Linked DNA regions of Mus musculus: region 1 is linked to region 2. A link is a contact called in ENCODE POLR2A ChIA-PET data. All regions are on one chromosome and are shown on one strand. Each heading gives the region's core, a stretch centred on a gene start or an enhancer-like site at or near the end of the contact. The rest is flanking DNA. Distances are from core to core; before and after follow the strand shown.

The links. ChIA-PET counts read pairs that join two places held with the same protein, here RNA polymerase II (POLR2A).
Region 1: POLR2A ChIA-PET joins it to region 2 with 23 read pairs in embryonic stem cell. The contact joins the enhancer-like site here to the promoter of Blvra in region 2. POLR2A ChIA-PET finds 5 or more read pairs at or near these places in 2 of 5 experiments (Patski and embryonic stem cell).

Annotation. Positions count from the first base shown.
Region 1 is chr2:127,177,589-127,184,753 of GRCm38, forward strand. No RefSeq gene overlaps it. Among named protein-coding and RNA genes, the nearest start is that of 1810024B03Rik, 27 kb to the right of the region's middle. Within about 2 kb of position 5,328, at least 1 of the 3 ENCODE cell types and tissues checked has a DNase peak (open chromatin) inside an H3K27ac peak, as active enhancers do.
Region 2 is chr2:127,064,864-127,072,226 of GRCm38, forward strand. Blvra (biliverdin reductase A) reads left to right here and starts at 5,794. Exons shown (of 8, transcript NM_026678.4): 1 at 5,794-5,867. It overlaps Ap4e1 (adaptor-related protein complex AP-4, epsilon 1), which reads left to right. Exons shown (of 21, transcript NM_175550.3): 20 at 9-166; 21 at 1,679-4,951. The coding sequence ends at 1,839.

The DNA of each region.
Region 1 (7,165 bases), core at 4,078-6,577, 110 kb after region 2:
TCTTCACAGTCCAAAATAGCAATGGCCCTGAAAAGTCTTTAATTTTCCCTCTGAAATTTCACAAGCCAGGCCTCCATCTTCTGCACTGTTCTCAACATTATCTTCCAAACTCCTACACAACGTCTGACAGAGCACTTAACACTGATCTTCTAGCCCAAAGTTCCAAAGTCCTTCCACAGTCCTCCCCAAAACATGGTCAGGTTGTCACAGGAATACCCCACTTCTGGTACCAATTTGTCTTTGACAGGGTTTCTATTCCTGCACAAACATCATGACCAAGAAGCAAATTGGGGAGGAAAGGGTTTATTCAGCTTATACTTCCATAGTGTTGTTCATCACCAAGGAAGTCAGGACTGGAACTCAAGCAGGTAAGAAAGCAGAAGCTGATGCAGAGGCCATGGAGGGATGTTCTTTACTGGCTTGCTTCTCCTGGCTTGCTCAGCCTGTTCTCTTATAGAACCCAAGATTACCAGCCCAGAGCTGGTCCCACCTACAAGGGGCCTTTCCCCCTTGATCACTAATTGAGGAAATGCCTTACAGGTGGATCTTGTGGAGGCATCTCCCCAACTGAAGCTCCTTTCTCTATGATAACTCCAGCCTGTGTCAAGTTGACACCCAAAACCAGCCAGTACAGCAACTATTTTTTTTTAAATCTTCCTTGAACCACTTAGAAAGAATAATGACTTCCAGTAAAAATTAACAAACACATTGTAATAATGTTGGAAAATGAGAACCTCTTTTCTTGGCTATAGCTCTTCCTAGAAAAGTATATGCTACCACTTGGAATTTCACATATGAATTTCAATACTTATCCTGGTTAAAATTTAATATACACAAAACATCACACACACACACACACACTCCCACAAAAACCCATATTAAAATGATATCTTAGTCACTGTTCTTTTGCTGTGAAGAGACACCACAACCAATGCAACTCTTATAAAAGAAAGGATTTAATTGTGGATGCTAAAAAATAAATTCATTTCAAATTTTATTTTCAGCAATAAAACTAACATGAAGACTCTTCAAAAGACAGAGAAATCATAGTTAAAGACACAAGAACAAACACTTTTCATTACCCGAGACCTAGGAGAGGATACATTTACCTCAATGAAGTCTCAGTCTGTCGAGAAGATTCAGAAAGGGTAATGACTTCAAGAAGTATGACAAAGAGGGCAATAAGATAAACTACCCTTAATGGAATCCTAAGCAGAAATAAGATTTTCTTTCTTTGCAATAAGGAGATCACTGATAAGAGAGTGTTAAATTTTCCAAATGGAGAAAGGGCTTTCAACTTGAATTATGGATCCCTGTGGTAAATAGTTCTTCCTAAGATTTAATGATCATATCTCAACTAGCTGCTGCTAGTAACTCCATTCAGAATTTTTATTATGTTCATGTTTTTTCTTTTTTTTCTCTTTTTTTCTTTTTCTTTTTTTTTTCTTTTTTGTAATTTCCTTTGATGGCAATGCCACAGACACATTATAGGAAACATATGTCTGTCCCACCATGCTATACTATGGAAGTGACTGTGTAGAACAGTGTGGCCTCAAATTATTCATAGACATATATTTGCCTCTGAAGTGCTGGGATCATGCTATCATGCTTGGCAATATTAGTTTTTGAAAATGATTGTATATTCTAAATAACTGATATGATGTTCAGAGTGATTGTATTGTTCCAGCTTTATAGTGCTTCTTTTATCTGTGCTATTAATTTTGCTCTTCTTTTCCTGTGTGTGTATGTGTGCCTCTGTGGTCTGAGTACTGGGATTGAAGAAATGCACTACTATGTCCAGCTTGGACAACACACACACACACACACACACACACACACACACACACACACATTTTAGACATTACTTTATATATATGAGTGTTTTTGCCTATGTCTTAGGGCTTTACTATGACCAAGGAAACTCTTATAAGGACATTTAATTGGGGCTGGCTTACAGGTACAGAAGTTTAGTCCATTATCATCAAGGCTAGAATGGCAGCTTCTATGGAGACATTGTGCAGGAGGAGCTGAGAGTTCTACATCTTTATCAGAAGGTCGCTAGGAGGACACTGGCTCCCAACTGGTTACTAGGAGGGTCCTAATGCCCACCCCTACAGCCACACCTCCTAATAGTGCCACTCCCTGGACCAATCATATTCAAACAACCACATTCCAGTAACTGGTCCCTATAGGTTTGTTCAAACTTACATGCCTATGGGGGCCACACTTAGCCATAGCATAATTTTAAAAAATACATTACAAACTCCCCTTAGTTATAGTAGTCTCAAAAATGTTAAGATTCCAAAGTTCAAAGTCTCTTCTGAGATTCATCCAATCACTTCATTGTAATCCCAAAGCATGACAGGAAACCAGTTGGGCAAACTCCAAACTCTGCATCTCCATGTCTGATGTCAAAGTGGTTTTCAGATCTCTAAGTCCTTTTTATCTTTGTGTTGACTGGAACAAACATTTCTCCTGGTCTGTTTCCACTCTATCTGTAGCTTTTCTCAGCAGATATTCCATGGCTCTAGCATCTCTAACATCTTTGGGTATCGAAGGCAACTTTAAGGTTGCAGCTTCTTGTTTTAATATCTGGGATCCACACATGATCTTCCCTGCTCCTCACTTGGGTCATATCTCCAGCTCTGCTCTCTGTAGCACTTGACTCTACTTCACTGCTGCTGCTGTTCTTGGTGACCATCCTATGGTGCTGGCATCTCCAATACACTGTGGTCTTCTGCTGCAACTAGGAACCACCAAAATCCTTTCATGGACTCTCTTCATGGTGTCGAGCCTTAACTTCTTTGCATGACCCTTCAGTGGTAGGCTGTCAACTGCACCTTCACCAATGGCCTTCCTGGGTCTCTCACAGTCCCAAGCCTCAGCTGCTATCCATGACTTCTTCATACCATTAAAACCACTAACACCTGGTTGATTCTTAAACATTACCAAACCCAACTGAAGTGCAAGGTACAATATTGGCTGTCTCTGGATTTTTATTCTAAAGCCAGAGCCTCATAGCTGAAACTGCTTAGTTATGCTGCTTGTTTGAGCTGGAACATGCCCTCCTTGTTCTATTACATTATCACCATCTTTCTGTTTTCCAATTTCTTCCTTGCCTAACCTTGGCTGTCCTGGAACTTGCTCTGTAGATTGACCTGGATGGAACTAAGAGATCTGTATGTTTCTCTCTTTTGAATTCTGGGATCAAAGGCTTGTACCACCACACCTGAACTTAAGCTTTTCTGTACTTGGAACTTGCTCTGCACAAGGCTGGCCTTGAACTCAGAGATCTGCTTGTCTCTGTCTCCTGAAATTAAAGGCATGTTCCATCATGCGTGGATCTAAGCTTTGTTGGTTGGGATCTTGCACCAAAGCTACCACCCCCATATTTTGTTTATCTCCTTGATCATTTGATTCAGCTTCATTTCACTTCCTGGTGCCCCATTAATACTTAAAACATACATTTTATATTTTTCCTTTCTCTGCTTGCTCCTTTTAATTAAAACACTCTTTATAAGACAAAACAAGAGAGCAAGGTCTCTGCTGGGATTTTTTTAAGACTTATTTTGTTAATGTAATTAATATAAATCTCTTTACTTTAGTCTCAGGTAGACTCTTCAGACAAGGGTCTGAACCATCTTCTTCACCAAAAACAGTCTCTAGGCCAGATACTGAAGTTCTTCTTCACTGAAACATCTTGGGCCAGGTCTGCACAGTACAAGTCACTCTCAGCAGCAGAGTCTTCCAAATACCTACTAGGATAGCCCAGTAAGCCTCAATAGAAACATTCCACTGCTTGCAACTACTCTGTGTCCCCCCAGCACACTCCTACCCAGCTACATAACAGAGTTAAGCAAGATTTCTGAATTCTTTTACATTGTTAAAATAAATAAATAAAATGTACTTGCTGTCTCTTAAGTATCAAGGAGCTGGGGTTATGGGCAGATGATTCATAGGATAATCAAAAGGGATCCTGGAATAAATAACCAAATTCATATGTAATAAAAAAAACCCAGGCTTTTGATCTGTATATGATGAGCTAGCAGGAAGATACTGCAGTACTTTTTAAAGTGTTTTTTCTGTAATGAGAGCTGAGCTATCTGGATATCTCTGGAAAGCAAACACAGCTCTTCAAGATTTTTTCCTAACATTCTAATGTCTGAGGTTAGAAATTCCAAGAATTACTTAGAGAGGTGACAGAGCTCTGTTAAAATGTTTTCTAGCAGTTATCCAGAGAAGGCTATGTGAAGAGTGAACACAGCAGATTTTTTTTTCCTTTCTGATTTTGATAACCCAAGAATTACTTTTAGAATTTTTCTAACAGTATTTTTGACTTGATTGGAAAAGCCAAGAATTTTTTAGATCAGTTTTTCTGACTTTGGTGAGAAAACTGAGGAGCTATCCAGAGAGCGTTTAGAATTTTTACTAGCAGAGAGAGCTGTCTCACGCAGAAAGCTAGCTGTCTCAACCACAGAGGTTTTAGAATAGAAAGTAAAATCAGTCTAGAGCACACAGACACAGAGAAAGCAGTCTGGGAAGCCATCTCATCTGGAATGCTATCTCAGCAGAACATAAGCCAGCAGCTTGGACCCATGATTTGAGTTCAAGTTGCTTGTTTCCCTGTTGCTCTCAAACACCCCTTCTCTTAGGAACCCAGACCTAGGTGAGGTTGGTCCTCTGCATTAGTGTTCTCTGTTCTTTCTGTACATTGATACATTTTTGTATCTATATATTTTGATACATTTATTGGTTAGATCACAGATAATGATTAACAAAGAGCTCCTTAGCCATCTACTTTTACAGCGTCATTTACTGGATGGTTAGCTAAGATTTTGTAATAGAAGATGAACATTCTAGAGGTATTTCTGTCCAATACTTTTATAATTTACGTATGTTTCTGCATGACTTTGAGCTAAGAATGCCCTTAAAAATCTCTGCTTTTACCTTGTGATCAAGTTCAGAAGAGGATTTAACATAGCATGCATAGGGGTAGGCAAACCTATATGTGAACTTATCAACATTCCCTAAGTAAAGTCTCAATGATTCCAAAAGGAAGAAGCGGAAGTGCCTACTGAGTGTTGTGACTGGAGCTCTGGAAAGCTCCAAATTTGCAATGTGGCCCACAGTGGAGAGAAGCGGGTAACTTAGCCAAGAGCAAATTGGAGTTGTGGGTCTTCCCCTGACCAGGGTGGGGGAAAAAGACCGGCAAGCAATTGGAAGAAAGACAAAGGTGGTACTGAAATGCAAATTTCTACAGATCCGGGAAAGGACTGGCCTCAGACTGGCAACCTGTGCCCGGAATTATTCCGCTGTGTCCCTTCAGCACACTCTAATCCAATGGGTGGTGTGTATGTCACTCCAGATTCACTAGCCAATTAGGACATCCAGACGGATCTGCCACCCAAAAGAGAAGGCGGGCTCTTCCGGGTGCGATCTTGCAAGTTCCTCTTTTAAATTTAGCTAGCAGTCTTGAATGTTTCTGCTTGATGTGTTCTGTGTGCCGCTCCTGGGTGCGGGGAGCTCAGGCAAGCCCAGAAGTTCCGACACGTTAAGTGCAGGGCAGTCTCCCACAAAGGGAGGAGCAGGCGGCTGAGCCCAGGGGGCTCTGTGGTAAACAGCAGCCTGACAGAAGCTGTTACTTGTGAGGTTCCCCTGTGGTCCTTCTCTCTCCCTGGGCCCGGCTGTGGGCTCGGAATAATCTCACTAGGGTGGCTGCATCTACACAAAGCATTTGGGGAAAGGGCTTCTGTGTAGAAATACCCTTGGCAGGATGCCAAACTTGGAGAGCCCTTGTTTCTATAGTTTCTTCTGTAAGTTTTGGCCTTAGCATTTAGGCATTTTATAGCTAGGTATAAGTCCCATTTCGAGTTAATTTTGTGGAGCCTGTAAAAGGCATCTCGTGTGTCGGATAGCACTCAAATATTAAGCTGTGATGTAGAAGAGTAAAATTGATGTAAAGGATCGACTAATGCTTGTAGTGGCGGCAAGTCGAATGTAGGTGAGGGAGGACTGCCCCTAAAACTCCACACAGGTATGTGCTATGCTAAAAAGGCCGATTGGAGAATAGGATGCTAGAATACATGTGGTAGTTTACCGGGATTGTCCAGACATTTGTCCACAAACCATAAGGTAGGAGACAACTCTGCTTTACAATCATGAATTAGCCCCATCCTGACTTCAAAGAGCAGGTCTCTAACAAGTGGCTCCAAGGGGCAATATAGGGCCACAACCAACTTTAAGGCCTGGTGTGCCATAAAGGTCTGGTTTTCTTCTTGAGAAAAGCATCGTTTTGTCACATGGGCAAGACTACAGCTGGTGATAACTCTTTGAAAAGGAAAAACACTGTTTGGTGAGGACTGGCCTGGTCAAGCAAGGCATAGAACAGCTCCTTCTAGGTCTCCAGAGCCAATGCCAACCTGGGGCTCAGGCTTGGGAGCTTCCCCTAAGGCCCTGAAGTGCTGGGAATAAAATAGAGCTCCTTCTCTAAAGCAAGGACGGTGCTTGGGAGAGCGGGTGGAGGTCTGGGGCCAGGGCCTTCGGGGATGGCTTGCTTCAGACCCTGAGATCCCACCACATGCGGCTATGGTTATCAGTCCCGAGTCCAGTGTGGGCTTGGTCAGGAACGTTTTTGAGAGATTCTCTCTTCCTGTTTTTCCAGCTTTCTTTTATTAGCTCCTTCCTGTGGTTTTCTCACTGTATAGTAGTTTGTGCTGACTTCATAGAAGTCTCCTATCTTGTTCCATTTTCCCCCTGTAAGAAGTATACAAGATGCTGTTCTCCAGAAGCCTGTGTGGCATAGACAGCCTATCCAAGACACCCCCATCACAATTTTGATACTTTCTTCTATTTATTTATTTATTTATTTATTTATCCAGGCAGGGTTTCTCTGTGTAGCCCTGGCTGTCCTGGAACAAACTCTGTAGATCAGGCTGGCCTTGAACTCAGAAATCTGTCTACCTCTGCCTCTGCCTCCCAAGTACTCAGATTAAAGGCGTTTGCCACCACTGCTTTCTTCTACTTTTCCAACCTTCTCATCTTCCGGCACCTCAAACTCAGGACCCCATCACCAAAGAGTGGCCTGCTGTTTCAATGCACTGGTATACTTAAAAATAATTCTGGTTATATCTTTTCTGTGTAAATCTCCCATCTGTGGGACTTGCAG
Region 2 (7,363 bases), core at 4,544-7,043:
TTTTTCAGACCATTAAAGATCTCAACTGAAGACTTTGGCAAACTCTGGTTGTCCTTTGCAAATGATGTGAAGCAAACTATAAAAATATCAGAGCCTGGAGTTGCTCTGACTTCTGTCCTAACAGAGCTGCAGCAGAACCTGAGACTTCGTGTGATTGACGTCATAGGTGTGTAGAATTAAGAAACGGCAGCCCCATGTGAATATAGATTTTTTTTTTCTGAGTGTCATACTTCTTAGAGATTCTTATCATGAGTATCTTTAAAATAAGTGTGTTTCCAGACTGTATTAAGGAGTATTTGATTGAAAAGTTCACAGTATATAATTAACTATCATTTAGCCTTTCTTTTTCTCTTTAACGCTTTAAACATTTCTCCATTTGTGTAGAGTAGGCTTCAAATTCAATCAGAAAGTGATTGATTATTCTCAAAATAGTCATGTCTCTGTTGCATCAGAAGACACTGTACTAATATTTTATACCTGAGAACTTGGCTTAAAAACTGATGGCATTTAAGAACAGCATTCTCTATCTTTGCAAGGCACCTCTGTTTCAGATTTTTAAGAAAATTAATCATATCTCTTAGTTTGCCTATAAAGCAGTAGATTTCTATATGGCTTTTTTCTTGTAACCTGAATTTTGGTTGACCTTGACCATTCTGACTGGGATAGAATAAAATTGTAACGTTGTTTTAGTTTGCATATTAAAGTAATTTAATATGCATATTAAATAAGTTGCATTTATGAGAACTAAATATAGTCCTCATAAATTCAAGTTTATTTATTCAACTATATTTCCTATTTTATTCTCTGTCAGATTTAGTGTACCAGGTTTTGTGCCAAAATCCCTGATGCATTGGAATTGAGTTTTGTGCAAGGTTTGTGGTGAGGATCTAGTTGTATTCTTTTACTTGTAGCTGGTCAAGGTGTACTTCACCAGCACCACCTTTTAAACAAGCTGTAGTTTTTCCAGTGTGTACTTTTGGCTTCTTTATCAAAACTCAGGGAACTGTTGGAGAATGGGCTTATTTCTGGGTCCTCAATTCTATTGTATGGCTGTGTCTGTTTATATGGCATGCTGTTGGTGAGAGTGGAGTGCTCAAGTCTCTTTGTTGGGGTTAATCTATGGTTTTAGATTTAGTAGTTCTTTTATGAAATGGGATGTACCTGTGTTTGGTGAATATATGTTTAGTATTGTGATGTCCTCTTGATGGGTTGTCCCTTAATGAATACGAAGTGATCCTTATCACTCTGACCAGTTATTATGCTTTTAGTATATGTTACGCTGTTAGTATACTACTATATGACATTATTATTATACATCATATTATTACTGTAGTATACTGTTAGCCTGTTAACTAAGTACTTGAGACACTTCTACTTTTTGTCTGATATGGACAGTGCTGCTGTGTACGTGAGTGTGGGAATACCTATTGATATTCTTGCTCTCATCTTGGATTAAAGGCATTCACCACCACTCCAGCACTTTTTCAAGTTTTGTTTTGTTTTTTAATATATAAAATAGTCTTCCAAATAAGAGTGAAGTGCTCTCCCTAAGGTGCTTGTTTGGTGATTGATGATAAACATCTTTTCCCGTGCTTGTGGCCCGTTTGTAGATGTCTGTGGAGGATTGTCTGTTGAAGTCCATTTTTAAAAGTAATTTCTCCTTTTTGTTGTGTTGCAGGCAATGAAGGGCTGTTGGCCTGTAAGCTGCTCCCATCCACCCCCTGTGTGCTGCACTGCCGAGTACATGCTGACGCGGTAGCTCTGTGGTTCCGGTCCTCTAGCTCTGTTCTTTCAGACTATTTATCGTGTCACTGTCAAAAAGTGATGCAGACATCCTAGCGAAGTTGTGTTAAATTTTACCTTTTCCACATAAATGGTTTACATCTATAACCTTACCAAAGTAAAAAGCACTCGTGGTACTTGTGATGGAGGTGGGGGGCTGCAAGTTTTGGTTTATGTGGTTTCTTCTTGAGTCCTGCTAAGAATGATCCCCAAGAAACTGTGTCATCAATTTTTTTACTCAGGATTGTACAGTATATTCCCCCCCCCACATGACCTAAGCTAATATTATAAAATGTTAATGATTTTATGTCACTTAATTTGGAGGGACTGAAAATATTTATTTTGTTATAAATGTTTTATAGCAGGTTTATTCTAGCATTAACTGATTTCTAATAAGGCTGAGACTCAGTTCTCTGCTTTGGTGCAGGGGACACAGAGACTGCTCATCACCTGAATCACACTTGGCTTTGGAGTGCAGAACCTGCTGTAAGGAAAATCTGTGCTCTCGGCTCTGCTTTGCACAGGTCAGGGTTAAGCTGAGGCGGCCTAACACACGCTAACCATTGTACAAGACCATGGCATGCTGGCTGTTAGGCAAACACAATCTCTGGCTTTTACTTTTTAACTTGTTACACTTAATTTTCAGTAATTTGACCATAAAGTATATCTGTTTGCTATTAGACCCTTTTTGCAGTTAAAATTTGTGATCATAGTATAAATGGCCAATTGATTATTTTTTTTCTGGTCCTTAAATCTACTAGTATTAAGTGGATGTTACTGAGTAGTGACTATGTAAATATATCCTACAAATACTTCGGCAAAATATATCATTTAAATGTTATATTTATGCTTCTAGGCCCTCTATTAGTAAAAGAAGAGATTATGCCTTGTGTGTGTGATGGGCCAGAATCTTGAGATTGTATATTAACTGAAATAGTATTTTATAAAAACTAATGGTGCTGTGGGAAATATTTATTTTACCCTTTTTGGTACTTCACCATTGAAACTATTCAGGTAATACAACTTAAGTTATTCTTAGTGGTCAGGCACTCTGGTTTTACGTTATCTCACCAATACTTGCTGTAAAGATGCTGAGGAGGAGGCCAGGTGGTGGTGGTGGTGGTGATGCACGCCTTTAATCCCAGCACTCGGGAGGCAGAGGCAGGCGGATTTCTGAGTTCGAGGCCAGCCTGGTCTACAGAGTGAGTTCTAGGACAGTCAGGGCTACACAGAGAAACCCTGTCTCAAAAAAAAAAAAAAAAAAGATTCTACAGAGCTGTCATCCATAGTTAGAACAAGACAAAAAGTTATATTTTTTGTATTTTTTAAGTTAACTTTTAAGATAGTCATTCATAAATGTAGCATTTTGTTAACGTCGCTCTTAAATACATGCAGTTAAGCCTTGCTGAGAGAGGAGGGTGACGGAATGTCCTGCACTTTGGGTTTCTCCCTTCAGAAGAAGGAAGACTGGATGCATCAGCAGCCTCGGCACTGTCGGGATAGAGGGTTTGGAAGCAGCTGCTCCATTAGCTTGCTCTTCCTCTTTATGTTGCCATTCCCAGCCTTCCCTGCTCCTTACCCAGGCTCGCCCTGACTTTATCAAGCAGTGCGGCCATGTGGTGTAGGACGGGCTCCTTTGTGTATTTTTTCAGGCGTTTCTGTGGTCACTGAGTTTGGTCAGTTGTGGAGCAGGGAGAGTAAGGTATATAAAATCACAGTGACATCTGTCCGAAGGATCATGGTTTTTGCTTTCTTCTGCTTTGTTATAAGGGATGGTTATGAGAGGACTCTACTGGCCTGTCTAACAGCGCATGTGTAAACAGTAGGTTTGGGGTTGAGGCATGACTTCAGATCTGCCAAAGAGAACATAGTGTCACTTTTGTTCTTTCTGAACTCATTAAATAAAATGTAGAGTAACAGGGTTTCTACAGAAATGTTTAATACAATGTTTACAATGTTTATGATTTTAATAAACTAATAATAATAGAAAAGAGTAGATATTTTAAAACTTTGGACCAGTACATATTCTATCTAAACTCACTGCATTATATTCTGAATCAGGCATCGTCAACCTTTTTGATCACAAAATAGGGAGAATTTTAGGTCTAGTTCTTGCGTGGGGCCATCCATAACACCTAGTCTCTTTACTTTATAATCAGCCAATGAGGGTAGCGCTTAGGGGAAGAATGGCTGTGTGCTGTGTGCCGGGCACCATTACCAAGAATGGAGGGCAGCAGAGCCAGGCTGGGGACAGATAAAGGAGGACAGGAAGAGCATGAGAGCAGCGGAAAGGAGGTGGCCAGGCTCCTAGCAGTCACCCAGGCGCTCAGCAGAAGAGCGGCCACTCAGGGTATGAGAGGAGCCTGTCTTACCCTTCCCTACAGAGAAGCTGTGGGAGGAGCTGAGCCATCTGAGAGCCAGTGTACAGGTGTGCCCAGCGCAGCATGTGCTCTGCAGGGGAGTGTTGGCTGACGTGCTAAGCTCTTCCAAATTGACTTATAAAAGTACAGTATTTTATTTTCATTTAACTGTAGGTTCTTTTATTTTCTATGGCTAAACATGATCATTGTCACATGGTAAGCCATAAGAAGTGCACTGACCCTATTCATGTGTCTTTGAGCTGTTTTCTTATGTCAGAACTTTAGGAGAGAACAATGCAAGTGAATAGCAACGTAATAAATGATGCATTTTTTTTTTACTTTGTTTTGGCACTGGACTGTGTAAATTGAAATTTTTTAATTGAATGTATAATAAAAACATCTGTGCTTTTTGGGGTCTGTATGTTCTTTATAATTTAAGTAGATGAAAATTATTTAATCAGTATATAGATAGGTTTCTAAATATATAAATACAACTTGCTCAGTCTGTATGTTTGTTTTTGCATGTGTGTTATATGCACATGTTTGTGTGGCTGTACATATAATCATGTAAATGTTCATGTTTCAGAGGCCAGAGATCAACATCAGGTTTCTTCCTCACTATCTTATTAGTTTTTAACTTTTAAAAATATGGCTTATTCATACATAGGTGCTTGGTGCTAGCAGAGGTCAGAAGAGCCATCGGTTCCCCTGGAACTAGAGTTAAAGAACAAATGGTTGTGAGCTGCCGTGTGAGTGCAGGAAATTGAACCCAGGTGCTCTGCAGGTTCTACAGCACAACAAGAGCTCTTAACCACTGAGCTATTTCTCCAGCCCCTGGTCACTCACGGAAGACGTGAGCTGCCCAGCCCACAGGGTATGCACTACCATACCCAACTAATTGCTATTATGTTTAAGGTCACTCTGGCTGCTGTATGGGTGGAAGATTACAGGGTGATCAGGAAGGGGTCAGTTCTGACTTCTCAGATGGCAGATGATGGAAACGTTAAGAAGTGGTCTGACTCCAAGTTAGGCTTGTAATTGTGCTCCATGCCTTGTCTGGAGTGAGGACATTTATCTCACGAGAAACAAAGATGATTTTTCGTCGCCACCAACCCTGTTAGTTTCATCAGTTTTGTCAAGGGATAAAAAAGGGTAAATGTCAGTGGACTTGGAACAGACTCCAGCCCTACAGGTCAAAGCGTCCTTCAGATGCCTCCCTCTTCTCCCTTACCCTTGGTACACTTTCCTCGCACAGCACTCTGATTCTCCCCTCAGTGCGTCTACTCTTTCGCCATTCCCAGGGTGAGACCAGGCTGTTCCTGGGAAAATGCTGTTTCCTAGCCCTGAAGACAGGGAATTACAAACACTGGTTTTCTGGAATCCTCGCTCCTTACAGGAACAAGTTTTTGTGTCAGATCAATTATGTTTGAGCCGCAAAACTAAACAAGGTCCCGAATATACCCAGGAAAAAAAAAAAGCCCTAGTTGCATTTGGCGCGAAGGGAGCTGACAAAGTAGCGACACCACACCAAACAAGTGCAAAAACACAGCAGCTCGTAATTTTCCCCATTCAGCAGCATGGGCCGCGGGACTCACGGGAATTGCTCGGTCAAGGCTCCGCCTACCATCTGGACAGCCAATCGAATCCTAGCAGCGCTCTGTCTGTAGCTGCTGGGACGCTGCAATTTGGGCGCGCTGAAGCGGAAGCTCGTGAGCCGCTGGTAAGGTGAGCTCTGGCCGGGAGGGGCGCGGGGCTGAGCGCACGACCCTGAGACGGGAGGCCAAGGCCGATAGGGGCCGCGTGCCCGCCATCCTTTCGGGACCCCGGAGCGCCCTGGCCGCCAGCTTCTCTTTGCGGAGCCCTTCGCAGGCCGGACCGGGGGGGGGGGGGGCCTCCTCTCAGGAAGCGGCATTCCCGAGTAAAGATGGTAAAGAAATTAAATCTCCATCTCGTTTAAAAGTGCTGATGGTTTCCGGCCTTACCTAGATGAGGCTGGTAGGTGTATCGTGCACTGACTGGGGGACTGAGCCCCCCACCCCCACCCCTACCCCCGGTTTGACAGTGTCATATCCAGAATGATGACTTTGAACTCTGGAGGTTGAGAGTTTGCGCCAGGTGTGTCTTTTATAATCTCTCCTAGCTGTACTTTATTCTTTGAAAACTGAAAGAAAGAGTGTTGGAAGACCCTGTGAGGGTTGAATTTTAAGTCGCTTGCTTATCTGAAGAACTCAGAGATAAGGCTGAGTTTAGGTCCTACTAAAAACAGAAATTAAAAGGCCAGCGGTGGTGGCGCACACCTTTAGTCTTTAGCACTTGGGAGGCAGAGGCAGGCAGATCTCTGAGTTAAGGCCAAGCTGATCTACAGAGTGAGTTCCAGGACAGCCAGGGCTATACAGAGAAACCCATTATGTGCAGTTTTGGATCCAGATATTTTTCTATTTAACATTACATAATTCCAGTTTTGCATCTTACAGCTGTTATGGGTTTGGGGTATACTAGCTAACCTCTTGGTGTATCAGTGTCCTCATTTGTACAAGTGGGGATAAAGAGCATGCTTGCTCGGTAGGATAGCTATAGCTATGTAAGGCCACAGAATGTTCAACCTAAGATTTTATAAATATTAGCACTCACAATGCACAAAGCAAACACTATAGCACTGGAAAGTTCCCCCCATAATTAATGAAGTTTCTATATTACTTCCAAGAATTTCTTAAATTGTTCTTACTGAATAATTTGAGTTCTTACTGAACTAGAGTTCATTTTTATTGTAATAGGTTGTATTAATAAATATTCAGATCCCTTTCTTCCATTCTGCATTGCAGAGTAGCACATATTGAAGCCACGTGGTAGACAAAGTATTGTCAAGGGCCTTCTTGATGGCTAGAAAACTGAGAAATATGTGTGGCTAACTATACTTGAACTTTTAGAACTAAGGAACAAATTTTGCTGAAACTTAGTACTCAGAGACAAGTATTGTTGCTATTTTGATGTATATAAATTATATACATCTGTATAGCTATTATGTTTTACTTCATAGGTTTTGTTATAAATCAAGGTTGAGGCAGAAGAGTTGCTGAGAGTGTGAGGTCAGCCTAGGCCACAGAGTGTGTTTCGTGCCTCCCTGGGCTACAAAGTGAAATCCTTCCTCAGAAACAAAATTCACACACAAATCCTGAAAAACGGAATAAAAGGAAAGAACTGTTGTTGGCCTGCATTGTAGA